Regions from separate parts of the Homo sapiens genome. Here all the other regions are linked to region 1. A link is a contact called in ENCODE Hi-C or POLR2A ChIA-PET data. All regions are on one chromosome and are shown on one strand. The core of a region is the stretch at or near the end of the contact, and the rest is flanking DNA. Distances in the headings are between cores, read along the strand shown.

Region 1 (2,614 bases), core at 44-2,543:
ATCTTATTTCTTTGTTCAAAAAGAGTTAAGCAGATGTGATTTCTCCCTTTGTTGAACTTGCAGTTTAGCAGGGAAGTCATATATAAAATATTAATTATGCAAATAACTATTTAAGTGGGCTTGTACTAGATACTTTAAAGAAGAATACAGATGCATATGAGAGAAGACCTAACCCGGCCCACCTATAGAAGTACACCTAAGCCAAAACTTTGAGAGAGGTTTGCCATGTATAGGCAGGGCAGAGTGGCTCATGCCTGTAATCCCAGCACTTTGGGAGGCCGAGGCTGGCAGATCATTTGAGGTCAGGAGTTTGAGACAAACTTGGTCAACATAGTGAAATCCCATCTCTACTAAAAATACAAAAGTTAGCTGGGCATGACGGCAGGCACCTGTAATCCCAGCTACTCAGGAGGCCAAGGCAGAAGAATCACTTGAACCTAGGAGGCGGAGGTTGCAGTGAGCCGAAATTGCATCACTGCCTCACTGCACTCCAGCCTGGGTGACAGAGCGAGACTCCATCTCCAAAAAAAAAAAAAAAAAAGAGAGAGAGACTGAGGTTTGCCATGTATGTTTGTGCAGGTTGGGCACTGCACAACTCCAAGGGCATTTTTACATTGTGGTCTACGTGAATGGTGCTCCTGGGACTCTTGCAGCACACAATCTATAAAGCTGAATATGGTAGCCTTGCTTACTAATGGGTAGGAATTAGATACAGAATGTTAAGCAGATGTGTGTGTGTGTAGATGATGGTGGTGGTGGTGACAGGTTGAGAAAGTAGATAGGCATTCCAAGTAGAGGGAACAGCATATTACAAGACCCTCAGGTGGGAAGGTACTTTCTTTTCTTTGTTACCTGACATGCGGGCAATTATTCAGACTTTCACAACCCCAAATGTTTTATTGGTAAAACTGGGGAAAACAAGTTTCATGGCTACTTAACTTGCATTGTCATTGTGAAGCATTGAAGCTATGTAAGGAAGCACAGTGCTCAGCATAGTGCTCAGTCTCTGTGTTTCCTTCTTTCTATTTCCTAGAAGCAAGGTGAATTTGGGGTCACCAACGTGACACTTAATAAATAGCAGGTACTTGATTCACACCTCTATCATTAACACTCAAAAGTTCTAGGACTATTAGTGATTGCTAAATAAGGTTTGCTTTCCAGGCAGCTAGTGCAAGAAAGGAAGGCAGGTTTGGACAAAATTATCAAGTTACCTTAGCTGTGTGGTGACCAAAAAGGGAACTGAAATTATGACATTGTCCCTCCCACCGCACAGTCCACACCCTTCTCACCCACACCCATCTGATCTTATCTCCTGCCCAATCTGACATTTTGCTCTTTCAGGAAGCAAGTTATGCTGTTCTTTTCTTATGCCTCCAGTCTATTTTTTCAACACTTTAATTTTATGTTATTGTGGTAAAATATACAGAACATGAAGTTCACCATGTAAATCATTTTTAAGTATACGATTCAGTACTTTTAAGTATGTTCACAATGCTGTGTGACTGTCACCACTATCCATTTCCAGAACACGTTCATTATCCCAAACAGAACTCTATAACTATCAAACAACAACTTCATTCTTCTTCCCGCCAATGCCTGGAAACCTCTATTCTGTTTTCTGTCTCTGTGAATTTGCCTATTCTAGATACTGCAAATAAGTGGGATCATAGGTTTATTTCACTTAGCATAATGTCCTCAAGGTTCATCCATGTTGTAGCATGTCAGAATTTTCTTCCTTTTTATGGCTGAATAGTATTCCATTGTATGTATGTGTGACATTTTGTTTACCGCACTTTCTTTTGTACAATTATCTTATTGCAGTGCTATTGTTTTTGTATGTATTGTGTGAGCACCTGATGGCAGATGTGTAGGCAGAAGTTCTAAAGCGGCCCCCAGTGAAGTCCCTCCCGAGTCCCTGGGACTTCAGAATGTGCTATCATGCTTGAGATTATGTTTTGTTACAGAGGGAGACCAGCCTGGATTAGCCTGGTGGGCCCAATGTAATAACATACATCTTTAAAAATGGAGTTTTCTCTGGCTGATGACAATAGAGGCAGTCAGGTTTGAAGCACGATAGTCATTTGGCACTATTACTGCTTAAAGATTGAGGAGCCATGGGAAAAGGAATGTGAGTGGCTTCAAAGAGCTGAGGCAGGTCCCAGATCTCAGATGGAAAGCACTTCAGTCCTGTAACTGTAGGGTACTCTGTCATAACCTGAATGGGTTTGGAAGTGGATTTCTCCTCAGAGCCTACACTTAAGTTCCCAGCCCGGCTGACACCTGAATACTGGCCATGGGTGACCCTGAGCAGAAATTCCTGCCACACCAGGTTGTTCTCTGGTATACTGAGTGGGGAGGTAATAAATGCGTGTTGGTTTAAGTTGCGAGATTTGTGGGTGATTTGTTACTCAACAACAGAAAAGGACGACAGCGAGGACCCCATCTTTTCATGTTTGTGTTTAGCCCACTGCCTGGAACTGACTAACTTCCCAACAAACACTAACCAAGTAATCGATTGAAGGAGGCAGGAAGAAGGGATGATGGGTGGAAGAGAAAAGGAAGAACAAATGAAGAAAGAATGGATGAGGCGGCAGGATGGCTTGAGACTAGCCTA
Region 2 (2,614 bases), core at 40-2,539, 730 kb before region 1:
GCTACCAGAGGCTGGTGACCATATGCAAGATTCCGCAGCACTTAGGTAGCAGAGCCTGGGGGCCCCAGGAGTTCTAGTTCTTCCCCAGCACTCGATCAGAAAGGGTCCCCGTCATGACTAAGACCTTTTTCCAGCCCCAAAACCTGTACATTTTCCCAGACAACTCATCAAAATTAGCATACACTCATTCACTTATTCATTTATTCATGGACAAAATGGCCATGTGGAGGCCGGATGAACTGTGAGGGCACTGGGCCAGGTTGCCTGAATCTGACCCCAGCTTCGGCACTTGCTGGGAATGTGACACCGTGCACGTTCATTATGGGGTGCCTGGCTCTCCTTATTGGAAAACCTTACCTCCTAGGCTTCTTGTGAGGAATAAGTGAGTCACTGAAGATGGAGATCTTATAACATAGTAAGCTCTAAATTAGTGTGTTTTATAATCAATCATCGAAGAAATCTCTATCCAGCAGCTACCATGTGTCAGGCACGGGGTACAACGGAATAAAACACAAGGTCCCTTATCTAATTGAGCTGACAATCAGGAGAAGAAAGTGAAAATATATCATGTGAGGGTAATAAGTTACTGCGTTTCTCTCTCTGAACCCCTCAAATGCCCAGGGGCACGATAAGTGAGGGCAGCTGGACATCCTGTCCTGTGGGGTATCGCGGATGAGGGGTGTCGGTGAGGGAAGTGTGGCGGGTCAGGACGCCCGTTCACCAGTTCGCTGCTTTACTACCCGCCGCCTTCAAGCTGTCGGGTTAAACCTTTCCAAGAAGGCTCCCTTGAGCTCTCTCTCTCTCTTCCTCTTCCCCTTTGCTCCTTCCTTCTCTCCCTCCCGCAACTGCTCCCGGGGATATGTCCCACTGTCGCTAGTGTTTCAGTTTCTCCTGCAGGATTTCCGTATGGGGGTGGGGTGGGCTGGGCTGCAGCGGGGCGGGGCGTAGGAGCACACATCATGGGGCTGCAGCGGTGGCAGGAGCTCCGTCCGCAGGGCCTGTCTGACGGAGAATGGAGCGGATTGAAGGTCGCATCTTTTCTCTTCGAACTCTGAAGGCATCTCCCAGCCGGCACTGGGGGCGCTGGCCCCTTGATTTCCTAAAAGACAACCAGTCCCCCTGCGAGACCTCGCTGGCCATTCCCGCAGCCTCCCCTCTGGCAGCGCACGGTGGTCACGGGCGGGGGGTGGGGGCCGGAGAATGGCCCCAGGCCACTCCCCCCGCCGCGCTGGGTTGCTGTGCAGCGCGGTTCCGCGGGGCCTCGGCAGGTGTCGCTGTGGTCTGGGGAGTGAGCGTCTGCGAGTCCCCGGGAGGCTGGGCGCCGCCTGACGCGGTGTTGGGGGACCGGAGTGCTGAAGAGCAAACCGAGCCTTAGGCAACCGCAGTTCCCAGACAGAGACTGTTCCTGTTGCGGTGGAGGCAGGGGGCCTTTTGGTGAAGCAGGGAGAAACCTGGATTTGACTCTTCCCGGTCCGGTGGGATCCCAGGTGCCGCTGCTCCCTCGACCTACTTGGAGCTGGCAGGTGGATGGTTCTCGAAAGGCAGTGTGATCCCAGGGATGCAGATCCTGCGTCTCCACCCTGGAGTTTCTGATTAGGAACTAGTGGGTCGAGGCCCAGGAATTTGCAGCTTTAGCGCCTCTTCTGTCACAACGGGTGCAGTTCTTGCTTAGAAAAACACTAAATCAGAAAATCAATCAGATTAAGTCAATTTGCTGGAGGTTTTCCCAAACATCTGTGTTCTAGTTCAAAATATGTTTCATCGGGTAATTAGGAAATTACATTCGTAATTTTACCTCTGAGAAGGGCAGAAAGTGGCCATTCTCACTCCTGATCCTATAGCTCACTCCCCCTCATCTCAGCAGCGTCTGCTGTCCACTCATTCAGGCCTCCACTCAAATGTCATTTCCGGATAATCTTTTCTGATCACACTACCCAAGAAAAGCGCTCCCTCTCCACAATTCCCACCATCTTATATTATTGTTATGTATAACACTCATCAATATCTAAAAATGTTGTCACCCATTGTCCTTTTAAGTTCTTCCCTCTAATAAGGACTTTTTGGTCACATTTAGGTTTTCTAAAAAATGAAAATAATCACCTCTAATAACGAAACAATGACCGTGTTGCAATTGAAAGGCAAGTCCTATAGTCAAAATTTCAGTGTTGACTTTAAATTGAGGCACATCTTCCTCGCCTTGATCTTGAGTCTTGGGGGTGGGGTTTAGACAGGGAAGGGGTCCCGGTAGCTTCTCCTCTCCTTCTGTCCTTGGCCCTGTCCTCCTCCTTTCCCTTCTTGCTTTCCCAGGTTTCTGACTTTTCCAGAAGGCAGCCCAGGGTGGGAGCACTGGTGACAAAGCTGGAAAGTTCTGCCCTTCAGTGGTGACCCCACACTAGCACTTGCTGGTTGTGGTTACCTGCAAGAACTCCGATAACAAAAAAGTATTATGGTGCTGCAAAAGTAATTGCTGTTTTGGCCTTTAAAAGTAATGGGCAAATCGCAAATACTTTTGCATCAACGTAATACTAAAGATCTGCCACATGCAGCAAGTGCCAGTGTTGGGTCACGGGAGTACATACTCTTCCCTGTGTAGTCCTTTCACGGGGAGTGTGAA
Region 3 (2,614 bases), core at 85-2,584, 610 kb before region 1:
GGCCAAGCTGGTCTTGAACTCCTGACCTCAGGTGATCCGCCCACCTCGGCCTCCCAGAGTGCTGGGATTACAGGCATGAGCCACCGCGCCTGGTCTCTCTCTCTCTTTTTTTTTTTCTGAAGCTACAGGTTCAAATATGAAAAGAGGAAGATTGTTTCATAAACATTAAAACAGAAATCCTTCTTAAAAGTAATAGTGTGACATATTTGTAAATACACATGAAAAAGGCCTGGGCAGACACATACCTTTGATTCAAGATCCCCTCTGGGTGTTTGTGTGTGAGGGAGTGGGGGGTTGGGGAGGAGGTGACAGAGGTAAAGAGGAACTGTAACGTTGTCTTACACTTTGAGTAAGTTCATGCAAATGTCTTTGTGTGCTATATGTGTAACTAAATTTTTTAAGAAAATATAGAGAAGTCATTAAAACTTTCATTTTTTCATCCTAATCTAACTTCCTCTTTTTTTGATCAATCATGCAGGTAGAGTCACATCAATTAAAAAATTTTTAGGTCCATTCTCACTGTAACTACATCAAAAACATCAACAATTATCTAATTTCTGCCTGGAAGTCTCCATTCAGAAGTCTAATGGGGGCCTGAGGAGCCCTCAGCCCCTAGATCTTTCCTAATATCATGGCCCAGGTTTCAGATATTGGCGTTCACTCAAGGTACTTGGTCCAAACTTTAAGCTTCCCCCTCACTTCAAGGATCCTTGGCTACTTGGCTGTGTGCTTCTGGGAAACCAGGGAACTATATCTGGGGTAACTCTGCCCTCAGCTCAGATCTCTTTAACTACCGAGCAGGACCAGTTGGAGTTAGGAGAAAACTGGGTAAATTCCATTAACACAATTCCTTCAGTGGCACAAAGTCTAGCCTGTCTCTACACAGGGGTCCTCAGCATTTTTTTCTTCAGCTTCCAGATGTTCCTTCCAAATATAACTGAGGGGAGGTGGGGGCTGGGGGTGAGGCCAACCCCAGTGATGACACCAAATACAACATTTAGTGACTAAGGGGAGGGTGCACACACACACACACACACTCTTACCAATTTATGTTCCAAAGTCTTAACAGAAAGGAAGTGGCCATACGGGATAAGGGCAGATACAGATAAGATAATCTTATTTTAGGGCAGTTTCCCTTAATCCTTGAAATCCTCTAAGGGGAATGTGAAGTAACCAGAGACATTGACAATATCTGGTGAGAGGTCTGGGACAACTGGGAAGCCTCATTCTGTGCTTTACTGCTGACCTTGTTACATCACTCCTGAGGAAGAACTTGCCTAAATGCAGTGCTCAATGCTTCTATTTAAGGAAGTGTTTTAAGACCTTGGGCTTTCCTATGTCTTAAACCAAGCTGAGCATCTGGAAGGTCTCTCTGTCACTGGAGGGAAAAAGCAGTCAATGGTGGGGTGTTCTGAATCAGTATCCCTGCCTTCAGCTTCCTCGGGCTCAGGAAAGTCCACAGCCTGAACAGCATTTGCTCTTGTTTGTGTCCAGTGGTTCTTTATCTTTTCTCTCTTTTTGTCATCATCAGTCTTGTCAGAACTTTGTAGAAATTAGGTGTCTTTCCAAAGAATTGGCTTGGTTTTTTATATTGCTTTTACTCTTCACTTTGTTAGGAGTTATTTTTAATCCTTATTATTTCCTTGGAATTCATTCTGAAATGGGACAGTTCCCTAGCCCCCGTTCGCATGACATATGACAAGGGTGTGGCTCTCTGTTCGGCCACCATGAGCTCAAACCCCTTATGCGAGGAGGAGCACACAGTGGGGCGGGTGCTCGAGCCAGGGCTAGCACTTTGGGCTCCGGCCCCATGGTATCATCTAGGGGTGACTCTCGAAGCCCGTGGGCATGTTACAGTGTCGCTTTTTTAGCTTTGCTGTCCACAGATGGCTTAAGTGTTAACCTGTTCAGTGCCCTCTTGGTACCCAGGTCCTTGTCCGGAGTCCAGGAAGAATCAGGTCACACACGGGCTTGAAGAGTGAATGCGGGGGTTTTACTGAGGGTTGAAGGTGGGATGGATGGAGAGCTGGAAGGGGGATGGAGTAGAAGATGCTCTTCCTCTGGAGTTTGGCTGTCCAGTGGCCAATCTTTTCTCTGATAGTCCCAGCTGAACTCCTCTCGGTGTTCAACATTCCTTCTCTTCTCTCCTTCTCTGTTGCGCTCTTCTGCTGTTTGTCTGTTTGTTTTCTCCTGGAGCTGGGGGTTTGGGGTTAATATGGGTACAAGATAGGGGGTGTGGCAGGCCAAAAGGCAACATTTTGGGCTTGAAAACAGGAATGTCTGTACCCATTTAGGGCCACCGGTTTCCAGGCTTGAGGGTAGGGTCTTTGCCGGGGAACTACCCTCTTCTACCCAGTATTTGCCTGTCTCCTGTCTGTATCAATTCTATTGTTTTTTTCTTAACCTTCAGATTAATGATTAGCTCATTTGTTTTAAATATGTATTGTATCCTAACAGATGCATTTAAAGTTTTACATTTTCCACAAGTTCGTCTTTAGCTGCATCCCCCAGGTTGTGACTGGAAATACTTTGAATGTTTTTGGTGCTATTTCATATTTTTTATTTTATTTCCTTTGAAATTATAAGTTAGTCAGAAATAAGTTTTTTATTTTAA
Region 4 (2,614 bases), core at 1-2,500, 540 kb before region 1:
GGAGGTCCTTTCCCTCCTGCTGCTACTCGCCTGCCCAGGACTCTGTTTCCTCTATAGCTGCTGGTCCTTTCTATAATGGCTGCTGCTTGAGGATTGGTGAGCAGGGCAAGGAGACGCCATCATAGGTAAACAAAGCAGGGCTTCTGGTTAGGCTGTGGTCCTGTGTGCATCAGGGGCTGCACTGCGTCAGCCCTTACCAGTTAAGAAGGACTGAGGGTTGAAGAAGCCGGAGAGCCACACGACAGCCGGAAGGGTAAGGTCTTGTGTCCAAGTATCGAGTTCTCGGCATCGCAGGAGGAGGTCATTGAACCTGGTTTATGGGAGGGAGGAAGAAAAACTTGCTGTTCAGTAAAATAGCCATTTTCCAGTATGTTCTGTTGTGGGCGGTTAGGGCAGGGTGGTGGTGGAGGAGAAGTATACCACTGCTAGCTGGTAAAATCCTTCCCTGACAATTTGCAGGGCACTGTCCCTTTAAAGGGCTAGTTTGTTTCCCATTGGAGACTTGATGACTGTAGCGTTTACATTAGAGCAAGATACACTGAGGAATGTGGAAAACTCATTTCCATTTATGCAACAGCTTTTATTAGAGCCTCTTCATGCTATGTGGTGACTATACAAAGGTCATCACCCTATGACTTGGACTGACAAGCGCCAACTTGGAGGTATGGACAGGGTGTCTGAGGACCAGGGATGGCAAGGCTGTGATGGTGGTTACAAGACCAGAGTTGCCGGGAAATCTGATTGATAAGCAGAGGGAACAGCATGTGCGGAGGCAGTGGAGCACGTGACGGCAGTCTAAGCACGTGCAGTAGCTGCCTGAAAGTGGGGAGGAAAAAGGTTAATTAGGAAAACAAGTCAGCCAGGAATGGCACGCCGGTGGGTTGAGAAACGCTGCTGTTACGTACATGTTCTCTTCTCGGCTCCTCACAATTGGGCAAGGTAGGAAGTATTTGCAGTTGACCTATAAGGAAGCTGGCTCACAGAGGCTAGGGACAGATGAACCTCTTCGATAAAATTAAGAGAGAAGTGAAACCTTGAATTGTAAGTTTCAGAGGCTGCTTAAAGGGGACCAGGAGAATGGAGTAGAGAGCATAGCCTCAGTGTAAAAGCCAGAGTTCTCTAGAAGGAAAGGCTGGCACTGAAGTTTTCTAGGACCTTGTCTGCTTCAGATATGCAAAGGAAGTGGGGGTGAATGAGGAAACACCCTGACAAACCACATGGCAGAACATGTCTGCCTGAGATACTTGCCTGACTCTGGGCCGTGAAGAAGAAAAGGCTCAGAATGCTCACGGTCAAACTTACGTCACCACAAGGAAAATCTCTGTGCCCGGACCTATATTAAGTTCTTCCAGATAGCTGGATCCGAAAAAGCATACTCGACGATAAGAAGAAGAAACAGCATAGGCACCACACAAAGGAAAAAGGCGAATGAGAAAAGCAAAGGCAGGAAGACATTTCTCTCAAAATGTTGCCATCATGAGGATAAACACTGCAGACAATTTGTAACAACTAAAACAAGTGATTGTTGATATAAACAAGATCATGACTTAGAAGGGATCAGGTAGGAAATAGTAAGGAAATTAAGTTTGAAGACCCCAAATAAGAAGTAGAAAATAAAATTATAGAAATGAAAGCAAAAGTGAAACAGCGTAAGGGAGAATAATAAAAACAAATGGAAATAAAGAGGTAAAGGGTTAGAGTGAAAGCAATAAAATGAAAGCTGAAATGAGGCCAGACGTGGTGGCTCACATCTGTAATCCCAGCACTTTGGGAGGCCGAGGCAGGTGGATCACTTGAGGTCAGGTGTTCGAGACCAGCCTGGCCAACATGGTGAAACCCCATCCCTACTAAAAATAACAAAGTTGGCCGGGCATGGTGGCACATGCCTGTAATCCCAGCTACTAGGGAGGCTGAAGGCAGGAGAATCGGTTGAACCCAAGAGGCAGAGGTTGCAGTGAGCTGCGATCACGTCACTGCACTCCAGCCTAGGCAACAGAATGAGAATCTCTCAAAAAAAAAGTGTAATTCTAGAAAATTTGAGTTTTCCTAAATTATACCTTTGAATCTATACAATCAAGGGCACATCATGTTCCAAGAAAATTTGGTAGAGAGTAATCAATACTAAAATATAAAGAATAATATGAACAATGAAGAATCCCTGGATGGCCAGGGGAAAACATGAAGCCATTTATAAAGGGAAAAGAAGTATGCTAGCTTTTGACATCTCCACGGCAGCATTTGACAAGAGGAGAGTGATGGCTACAAAGGCCTCCAACTGAGGGTGTTATTATATTTTAATAACTGGCCAAACTGTCATTCAGGTATAGACATAAGAGTATAGGGCATGAAAAACCACCAGCAAATCCAACAAACAGGAAGGTTTATAACCCAGGAAATAGAGAAGTCTTGAAGAAAATACTTACTTGTAAGTATGTTTAAACTTCTCAGGAAAAGAGAATAACAGTCATAAAAACGAAAACAGGAAATTATAAAACTAAGCTAGGCACCCTTCCAAAAATATAAAAAACCTGGAACTGATAATTATGGACGATGAAATATACTTTATTTTTTGAGACAGGGTCTTGCTCTGTCACCCAGGCTAGAATGCAGTGGC
Region 5 (2,614 bases), core at 75-2,574, 520 kb after region 1:
GTGACTCTCTCAGAGTTTTACACCTTTAAGGAACTGAATTTAGTTACTGATCTACTTCGACTTCCTCAAAAGAGAGCTCCCCATGTAAGATTTTAAAATTTATTATTCTAAGAAACTTTCTCCCAATCTGACTTGTGTGTGACTCTCTCAGAGTTTTACACCTTTAAGGAACTGAATTTAGTTACTGATCTACTTCGACTTCCTCAAAAGAGAGCTCCCCATGTAAGTTAGTGTTTGTATTAGAATGGGGCACAATAGTTTAAAGATATGGCATTGGGGAGCACAGCATTGGCATTAAAATAAAATAACATTAAGCTCTAATATGAGATTTGAAAAACACAGTCTGGGCAGAGGGTCCAGTGAATCTTAGCAGGAATAACCAGTCTTCAGCATTATCAGCTTAGTGCTGACTGAAGAGTCATTTGGCTACATGTGATTTTTACACATCTGTCAACTAAAGCAGAGCTCCAAATGAAAAATCTGGCACATAGAAACATTATGGGGATTTGTGAGTCCCCCTGGAGAATTTTGGGTCCATAAACCAATGAATAGATTACTATGACACACAAATGGAATATTTTCATCTGTGACAGACATAATCTCGCCCTGGTACTCTTTGTGTCATGTTGCAGAAAACTATACGCACTGTCCTCAGACCTGCTTTAGTTGCCCATGCTAAAAGATGAGTGACAACACTAAATATGGAAAACATTGGCCGGGCGCGGTGGCTCACGCCTGTAATCCCAGCATTTTGGGAGGCCGAGGCGGGCGGATCACGAGGTCAGGAGATCGAGACCATCCTGGCTAACACGGTGAAACCCTGTCTCTACTAAAAATACAAAAAATTAGCCGGGCGCGGTGGCGGGCGCCTGTAGTCCCAGCTGCTGGGGAGGCTGAGGCAGGAGAATGGCGTGAACCCGGGAGGCGGAGCTTGCAGTGAGCCGATATCGCGCTCCAGCCTGGGTGACGGAGCAAGACTCCGTCTCAAAAATTAATAAATAAATAAATAAATAAGTAAATAAAATAAAACATCTAAGGTTAAAGAACGGAACCACCCTTGGGAAGACCTAAATGCAATCTCTGTCAGTACCACTAACTGTGGCCTCTGAGTTAGCACACTAACTCCAGTCCTAATACAAGTACATTATAAATCACCTCAGCGGTCAAGACCTCATTCGTCGTCCTGCAAACCTGTGCCATAATAGGTTTTACTAGTACAAAAACTGAGGCTCACTGTGTTTGTAACTTACCTAAAGTCACATAGGTGATAAAGGTGTCCCTGAATCCAAATCCACATATTCTTTCCATTGAGACAGGCAGGTGGGAAGGCCTCCCTGGCAAAACTCCAACCGGCCAGTGCACTGGGAGGAGTGCGCACTGGGATCGAGCCACAGAAGTTCGCGCGTTTGCAGCGGGAGGAGCTTGGCCCCTCCTCTTCCTGGGTGGAACCTGGGATTCAATCTGTGAGGCGGGAAGCCCAGTGGCAGGAAGCACACTCTCTCGCTTTGCTAAGAGTCTCTGTTTCCCCTTTTCTTCCATTTCACCCAATAAACCCTGCCCTCCTCTCGCTTCAAATTGTCTGTGAGCCTAATTTTTCGTGGCCATGTGATAAGGAACCCTGTCTTTAGCTGAACTAAGCAAAAAGTCCCACAACACTATTATGCCATAAAATGTCTTTAATCTATAAAATTAGAAGATAGCAAGTCCTTATTGAGTCATGAATTTCATTTATTTATTCAAAAAATATGTTTATAACTTGAATGAGTCAAAACATGGGTATATAAAAAAGAGGAATTTACATGTCTCTAGAAGAAAAAGAAGAGATTGCAAGGGTAATATTTAGTGTCCTTTTGAAAGTACATTAGTGCCAGGCACTACATAAGTCTTCCTGAAGGTGGTAGTACAGGCAAAGCATGCACTCCAAGCTTTGGGAACAATTTTTAGAAAAATTTTTGAGGTCTTTATAAAAATTGTCAAGGAACTGTTAACATAATGACAGCAACATATACAAATGTCTGGAACACTATCATGTATTTTAAATCTATTTTTTGACACAGAGCTATTGGGAAATATTATGTCAGCCTTTCAAGAAGTATATAATTTTGAGATTGAATAAAATCAGGTTGTCTCCATGTTTACTTGAATTAATGAGATGTTTGATGTTGTCCACCTTCTCCCTTGTTGTCCAAACCCTAGTGAGTGCCCTGACTTGAAAGCCAAGTTCTCTGTCTGTAACCAAAGAGAAAAGCTCATCACCCTGGTTAGACAAAGTTCACAGCAGCCACAGCCTTCTGAAATGACACACTGCCTCCATCAGTGTTCCTTCTTGTGTTCTTTTTGTGAAGAGTGTGTTTGGAGTTACTACAGTTTTTGGTCATCAGTGAATGATGATATATCTTTAGAAAGTCTCTGTAAGGGTAACCAAGGTTCCCTGAAGATGTGTAAAGTCTCTGCACAAGTTTGAGCATTCTTAAGGAGCAAATTAATAGTATTTTGTATTTTTACATTTGTACAATGAGAAAACGTTCTATAGGTTTGATATTCTTTCCTGGAAATACTTCCACAGGAAAACAGTATATGGAAAACCCATTTTTAAGGCAAGTTTATGTTTTTA

Evidence for each region. Hi-C counts contacts between places; a loop is a spot of excess contacts on that map. ChIA-PET counts read pairs that join two places held with the same protein, here RNA polymerase II (POLR2A). Pooled maps may share reads with other maps.
Region 2: a map of B cell shows a loop between it and region 1 (7-fold over the local background). The contact joins two enhancer-like sites. A Hi-C loop is called at or near these places in 1 of 168 maps with a recorded cell type or tissue (B cell), 2 of 37 single-sample maps with no recorded cell type and 7 of 50 pooled maps.
Region 3: a loop to region 1 is called in a map of B cell, with 6 times the contacts of the local background. The contact joins two enhancer-like sites. A Hi-C loop is called at or near these places in 1 of 168 maps with a recorded cell type or tissue (B cell) and 4 of 50 pooled maps. POLR2A ChIA-PET finds 5 or more read pairs at or near these places in 3 of 52 experiments (HEK293, PC-3 and activated T-cell).
Region 4: a loop to region 1 is called in a map of B cell, with 13 times the contacts of the local background. The contact joins two enhancer-like sites. A Hi-C loop is called at or near these places in 1 of 168 maps with a recorded cell type or tissue (B cell), 4 of 37 single-sample maps with no recorded cell type and 7 of 50 pooled maps. POLR2A ChIA-PET finds 5 or more read pairs at or near these places in 3 of 52 experiments (B cell, CD4-positive, alpha-beta T cell and activated CD8-positive, alpha-beta memory T cell).
Region 5: a pooled map shows a loop between it and region 1 (11-fold over the local background). The contact joins the promoter of LINC01162 here to the enhancer-like site in region 1. A Hi-C loop is called at or near these places in 3 of 37 single-sample maps with no recorded cell type and 3 of 50 pooled maps. POLR2A ChIA-PET finds 5 or more read pairs at or near these places in 1 of 52 experiments (OCI-LY7).

What each region holds. Positions count from the first base shown.
Region 1 is chr7:21,354,175-21,356,788 of GRCh38, reverse strand. No RefSeq gene overlaps it. Among named protein-coding and RNA genes, the nearest start is that of SP4, 73 kb to the left of the region's middle. RefSeq lists an enhancer at 1,384-1,433. Within about 2 kb of position 1,293, at least 5 of the 41 ENCODE cell types and tissues checked have a DNase peak (open chromatin) inside an H3K27ac peak, as active enhancers do; they include CD4-positive, alpha-beta T cell, where a contact is called at or near this core.
Region 2 is chr7:22,081,711-22,084,324 of GRCh38, reverse strand. No RefSeq gene overlaps it. Among named protein-coding and RNA genes, the nearest start is that of CDCA7L, 140 kb to the right of the region's middle. RefSeq lists cis regulatory regions at 521, 2,522 and enhancers at 449-593, 2,450-2,594. Within about 2 kb of position 1,289, at least 32 of the 41 ENCODE cell types and tissues checked have a DNase peak (open chromatin) inside an H3K27ac peak, as active enhancers do.
Region 3 is chr7:21,964,176-21,966,789 of GRCh38, reverse strand. No RefSeq gene overlaps it. Among named protein-coding and RNA genes, the nearest start is that of CDCA7L, 20 kb to the right of the region's middle. Within about 2 kb of position 1,334, at least 3 of the 41 ENCODE cell types and tissues checked have a DNase peak (open chromatin) inside an H3K27ac peak, as active enhancers do.
Region 4 is chr7:21,897,032-21,899,645 of GRCh38, reverse strand. DNAH11 (dynein axonemal heavy chain 11) reads right to left here. Exons shown (of 82, transcript NM_001277115.2): 80 at 198-310. Among named protein-coding and RNA genes, the nearest start is that of CDCA7L, 48 kb to the left of the region's middle. RefSeq lists enhancers at 1,274-1,333, 285-1,484. Within about 2 kb of position 1,250, at least 8 of the 41 ENCODE cell types and tissues checked have a DNase peak (open chromatin) inside an H3K27ac peak, as active enhancers do; they include CD4-positive, alpha-beta T cell, where a contact is called at or near this core.
Region 5 is chr7:20,834,141-20,836,754 of GRCh38, reverse strand. LINC01162 (long intergenic non-protein coding RNA 1162) reads right to left here and starts at 1,324. Exons shown (of 6, transcript NR_126381.1): 1 at 1,251-1,324. RefSeq lists an enhancer at 1,390-1,890.